Linked DNA regions of Homo sapiens: region 1 is linked to region 2. The links are chromatin contacts, found by Hi-C or POLR2A ChIA-PET in ENCODE. All regions are on one chromosome and are shown on one strand. Each heading gives the region's core, a stretch centred on a gene start or an enhancer-like site at or near the end of the contact. The rest is flanking DNA. Distances are from core to core; before and after follow the strand shown.

Evidence for each region. A loop is a pair of places that touch in the nucleus more often than their neighbours do. ChIA-PET counts read pairs that join two places held with the same protein, here RNA polymerase II (POLR2A). Pooled maps may share reads with other maps.
Region 1: a pooled map shows a loop between it and region 2 (1.8-fold over the local background). The contact joins the enhancer-like site here to the promoter of LINC03062 in region 2. A Hi-C loop is called at or near these places in 1 of 168 maps with a recorded cell type or tissue (ovary) and 1 of 50 pooled maps. POLR2A ChIA-PET finds 5 or more read pairs at or near these places in 2 of 52 experiments (activated CD4-positive, alpha-beta T cell and activated T-cell).

Annotation. Positions count from the first base shown.
Region 1 is chr9:89,806,917-89,809,616 of GRCh38, reverse strand. No RefSeq gene overlaps it. Among named protein-coding and RNA genes, the nearest start is that of LINC03062, 170 kb to the right of the region's middle. Within about 2 kb of position 1,296, at least 4 of the 41 ENCODE cell types and tissues checked have a DNase peak (open chromatin) inside an H3K27ac peak, as active enhancers do.
Region 2 is chr9:89,638,501-89,641,200 of GRCh38, reverse strand. LINC03062 (long intergenic non-protein coding RNA 3062) reads right to left here and starts at 1,418. Exons shown (of 6, transcript NR_024280.1): 1 at 1,222-1,418. RefSeq lists an enhancer at 1,106-1,675.

The sequences.
Region 1 (2,700 bases), core at 47-2,546, 170 kb before region 2:
CACACACCACCACCTCTGCCATATTGTATTGATTCAAACAATGACAAAGGCCTGCCTAGGTCCAAAAAAAGGGAACACAGCACCCCGCACCCAGTGGAGGATGGGCTTTAGATAGGTATGATCATCTTTGGAAAATACAGTCTACCACAATGGCAGACAAGCAGAGCCGGCTGTCCAATCGATCTCCTGCAATCAACACTATGCAGCTGCAGTGTCCGTCACCCTTGCTTAATGTCTCTCCAAAGCCCAATTCTATGTCAAGACAGTCTCTGTGATTCTATTCAGTAAAGACTGCTTCACCTGAGACCTCTCTTGAGATTGCTTTTTTGTGCTTCTCTAAGATTAATATCCGGAATTTAAAAAAAGGAAGAAAAATAGCCAGTGCCTTCAATATCCCCCTTCTCTGAATCATTACCGATTGGGCTAATGACTGCTGATAGTAAACTGGAATTCCTCTGAGCGCTGTACTGAGTAATCGCTGGCTTATTGTTTCACTGTGCTCAAGGTCTGCGTGGTGGAAATGGCTCATCACAAAGACGCATCACCCACGGAGAGAGGCCGCACTGCACAAGGGCCTGCCTGAGGCAGCTACCTCTGCAGCCAATGGGAGCTCGACCTGGAGCTGAGCTGCTCCCAATGACCATCCTCCGTGTTTCTCCAGACATTCTAATGGTCGCCGTCTCAGTGGGGCATGTACTGGGTATGGGGTATGGGGTAAGTGGGCTGCCGTGATCTAAGCCCCCAGTCATGCCTCTGCAATGTTCCCTGCGTGATGGGCATGGCCCAACCAATCCAAAAAAACCAGGCCCTGGGTGATGAGGCTTTTCTGTCTACCCACTAATTACAGTTTTTAGTGAGCTGTGTCTGGCCACAATTTCAAAATTCCATTCTGACAGCCTACACTATGGTCTCCAGCACGGGAGTCCTTTACCGCGCATCAGCGTGCGGGATCAGGTAACACAGACAGATAGATCAAGGCTGTTGACAGTCTTTAATGAAGTGGCAGGGGCTGGAGCCGGACGGCTCATCTCCAGGTCTTTGTCTTGTATGGTGCAGGCCGCACTGGAGACGCAGTTGGTGGATCACAGAGGCATAACCCTGGGCACACAAACACTCAAATGACCTGACTCTCCTGGTTCTACAGAAGCAAACCTGCGAGACTCAACGGCTGACAGCACAGTGCAAGGGAGGATTTATGCCTTCTTTCCGGCAGATTCTTATTTGCCTTGAAGAATCCAACAGAGGGCCACTGCCTGGAGGAACCCACATGCTGTCAGGCATTAATCAACTGCAGAAAACCCACCAAGGACACTCTGTTGCAAGTGGACAGCTTTGAACTCCAGCTGCCACAGCTGGGGGAACATTTGATAGTGAAAAACAATAAACAGCAGGGGAGGGAAGGTCATCTGGCTGAGAATATTTAAGAACGTTCCCCTAGAGGCAGTAGCAGAAAACACATTTACATCTGATTGTCTCTCTTCCTGAATGGTCAGTTTCTGCCTGATGCTGACTAGGTACAGAAATACAGGCAAGCAGAATCCAGAACCCCAGGGTTGGGCGAAAACACTCTGTTTTTTAAAGGACTTTGAACAACAATGAGAGACAAAGAATTCCCCATGGCTATTCTGCCAGGAAGTGACCCACCAGTGAAGGTTGCAGAAAAAAAAACACCCAGGGCTCAAGACCACGGAGGGAGATTTTCAGGGCCTGAGCCTCACTTGCTTCAGGTTTACTGATGCTCTTGGGGCTGGGGAAATGCTGAGGTCATCCAGGGGTAACTGGATTGAACCACCACTCTGTGCACACATTAAGGTAGTGAACTGCACAGTGCCATTTCTACCAGGTGGTACTGGCTTTTTTTTTTCTCTGGCCCTACTGCTTTCTTTGTGGAGTCTTCACCAAACCACCCCTTCCTAAATCCAATTCACTAAATGTTGCAAGGGGTATAAACATAAAGACCTGCCCTCCTCTGCCCACAAAAGCAGTCCATAAGAGAAGAAGGATGTGCATTTACTTGTGACTAGTGTTCTAACACAGATATAAACACAGTTCAGAAGAAACTTGCAGAGAAGAAAATAAATTCCCCGGGGACAGACAAGGCCACACTAAACTCTGTGCCAAATGCCACATGGTCCCTGATCCTAGAATGCTGGACTCATCAAGATCTTATAGATAGATGTCTATCAGTGACAGTGTTTTCTCTTAACGTTAGTATTTAGTGTCACTATCAAATATTTTAACCTTGGAAGACCTGTAAGTGACCTGACAAAGGGCATTTGAAGGTATACTTTATGACCAAGGATGCTTGACCCGGAGGAAGCCCCCGCACGAGGGTACATCTCCTCACTTGGGCTTCCCATGGGTTCTGATTCAATGAGGAGCACCAGGTCAGGACTGAGACATGGTCACATTGAGGCCAAAAGGATGCCATGCCACCCTGACACTGCCATGCAGACTTTAGGTCCAATTCTCGGCTTAAGGCTCACTTCTTCACAAGTGCGTCTCAATTCAGACACCAGCCATGAACTCAGGGTCCACAGACCGCCTACACTTCTGCCCAGCTAGTAACAAATTCCCATCAGGGTTAATCATATGCTGGGTTCCCATCAGGTTTAATCACATACTGGAATGACTCACAGAAGTCAGGAGAGCTCTATACTCACAATTCTAAGGGATACATCTCAGGACCATGCAAGCAAT
Region 2 (2,700 bases), core at 169-2,668:
CACTCTGTTCTCCTCACTGACCTGGCCACAGGCTCTTCCACCCCAAAGGAACCCATAGTATCTCAGGAGCTCTGCCCTGAGCAGTCTCCTGCTAGGGAGGGCTGGGAAACAGGCCCTCACCGCCAGAGCATGCGACACAGCCTGTGAGATGGTGACAGTGGGTCCGGCTTTTTCGCTCAAGTTGACCAGGGCTTATGCTCCTGCAATGCCAGGTCAAAAGCACAGCCACCAAGTTCTCCTCCAAAGGCCCGACTCCTTTGGAACTCACTTCCTGGGGGGGTCAGAACAGAGTGTACCCCTACCCCGAGTCCTGGCACAGGGACACGGCCATATAACCTGGAGACTCTTCCTGCTACAGCCAGGAAGGCACCTCCTGCCACCAGGAGCCGGGGCTGGAGAGGGCTGGGCTGCCTGCCTGGCTCACACCAGGGGTGGTGTGGCTAGGAAGGAAGAGGGGAATCTCAGGCCTGTCTGGAGCACCTTGGGGATGGAGTCATAGGGGAGGGTCTAGACAGTGGCTATTCATTGCTTCTCCTTCCGGCGCTGCAGAAACTTCCTCCTCAGTCTGAGTTGGGCAGGGCCCACTCGCGTCCGCCTTCGAATCCCTTTCCTGCTGGTCAAAGGCAACCCCTCTGACTCTACCAGAGAGGGCCGGAAATCCAGCTGCCCACAACATATCCTGCCATGGCCTCCACAGAGCGCATGGAGCCCGGGGAGGCTGAACAGGAAAGGCAGAAGTGAGATCCCATCCCACCAGGACAGCAGATTCGGTGCCTTGCATGATGGCAGCTGACTGTGGTGGGTGCGTCATTTCAGGGGCCCACAATGGGCCTTTGGTGCCTCCCAGGAGCCCAAGGTGGCAGTGACTGCACACAGCCAGCTAAGAACGTGTCTGTCTGTGATGTGGTACCCACCAGGCAGGGATGTGGGGCTGAGGCACAGTCTCTGCTCCTTTGTGCAGGGGTGGGACTGCCTGATAGATGTGTTTTTCCCACTGCCCCCACTCTAGCCAACAGCCCGGAGAAGGGGAAGTTTGACGTCACTCATCCCCCACGGATGGCAGTAGCCAGAAGGCAGGGGCCCTGGGGCCACCAAAGGCAAAAGCCCACCAACAGACCCTTGGTTATGATGAGGGTCAAGTGGAGCACATCTTACCAGTGTGTCCCAGAGACCCACGCTCCTCCCAAGATAACACCCAGACTGAGAGCCCACTTCACCTACCCCAGCTTCTCTCAGGGACTCCAATCTGGGACTCTTGGGGTTGGGAGGCTGCATCCTCTGCTGTGGTGGGCCCAGGCTCGGGTCTCACAGGTGCTCCAGACCCATCCTCCTTCCCCCCAGAGCCAGGATGGGGATCCAAAAAGCCAGGAAAGCCAGGGACAGGAACAGGGAAGCCACCGGGAGGAGAAAGGAAAGACAGAGGGGCGGAGACCAGCAGCTGCTCTTTGAATGAAGAGAAAGCATTTCAGGCAGCCAAACAGAATGTCAGCAAACCTCAGAAGTAATTCACTCCCCCAAGCCCAGACTTATGGGGTTCCCACTGGTGCACCAGGCGCGGGCCAGGCCGACCCGGAACATTCAGTACAAATGCTGGGCTGCCAGCTCGTCCCTAAAATAAGACTCCAGCTGTTGGCCATGGAACTGCTTGGAAAGTAGAGCTCCCTGGGACAGGAAAGGAGCCCTGCAGGGCAGAGAAGCAAAGCTGGGGGAAGTGAGGCCTGCTCCCCTGTGGCAGAGGTTGGATGCGAGAGCCGTGTGACTGCTGCCAAGAGCTGCTGGCGTGCGGCCCCGGGGTAGCTGCAGGAAGGCACGCTGACGCTGGAGCCATCCTGCCATTCCCACAACAGTTTCTTCTGAAATCGACATCCTTCTTTTCCTGCACTTTGACCCCCACCTGATCTTGGCAAGGGTCTTTGGGCCACACAAGGCAGGCTAGTGTAGGGGTCCCTTTCCCCCTTCTTCAACATCCTGGCCCTTGAAGGAGTGAAGCTGGGGCCCCAGGAGCCACACTGCGGGGACCAGTCCCTGAGCAGGCAAGCAGGCTAATTCACATGGGCTGCAGAGGAAGGTGAGGGAGGCAAGGAGCAGGCCCAGATTCCTCAGCAGGGCTGAAAATATCCATTAGTGATGAACCAAGCTCACACTTCCGGGCGAGTATGAGTGCAGGGGTATTAAATGTCATGAGATGCTTTGAAACGAAAAAGAAGTTAACTTGAGACTTCTGCCTCTGTGTTGCCATCCATGTACAGAGGAAGTAAGACGCTAGCAGGTCCTCCAAGAGGGTATCCACCTGTACCTCATTCCTCCACCCCACACTATTGGGTGAATATGTAACAAGCGCACTTCTTGCTCTCATCAACGAAACAATGAATATTTGTGAGTCTTTCCTACAAGGCCAGCACTGTCCTAAGCACTTTCTCTGCATTTCCTTCTTTGAGCCTCATGGTAATCCTAAGAGGTAAGCACTGTTATTATCCTCGCTGTGCAGATGAAGAAACTGAGGCAGGGAGACGTGACATAGCTAGTCCCAGGCCAGGCAGCTGGTAATAGGGGTCTGGCTGGAGACTCTGTGTCGTCTGCCTTGCCCATGCTACCCCAGGTGGTGGCAGCTGCTCAGAGCCATCCACACAGTGCACACTTGCCAGTTCATTCTATGGAGCCCACACTTCTCCACGAGGAATGAAGAGGGATGCTGCAAGG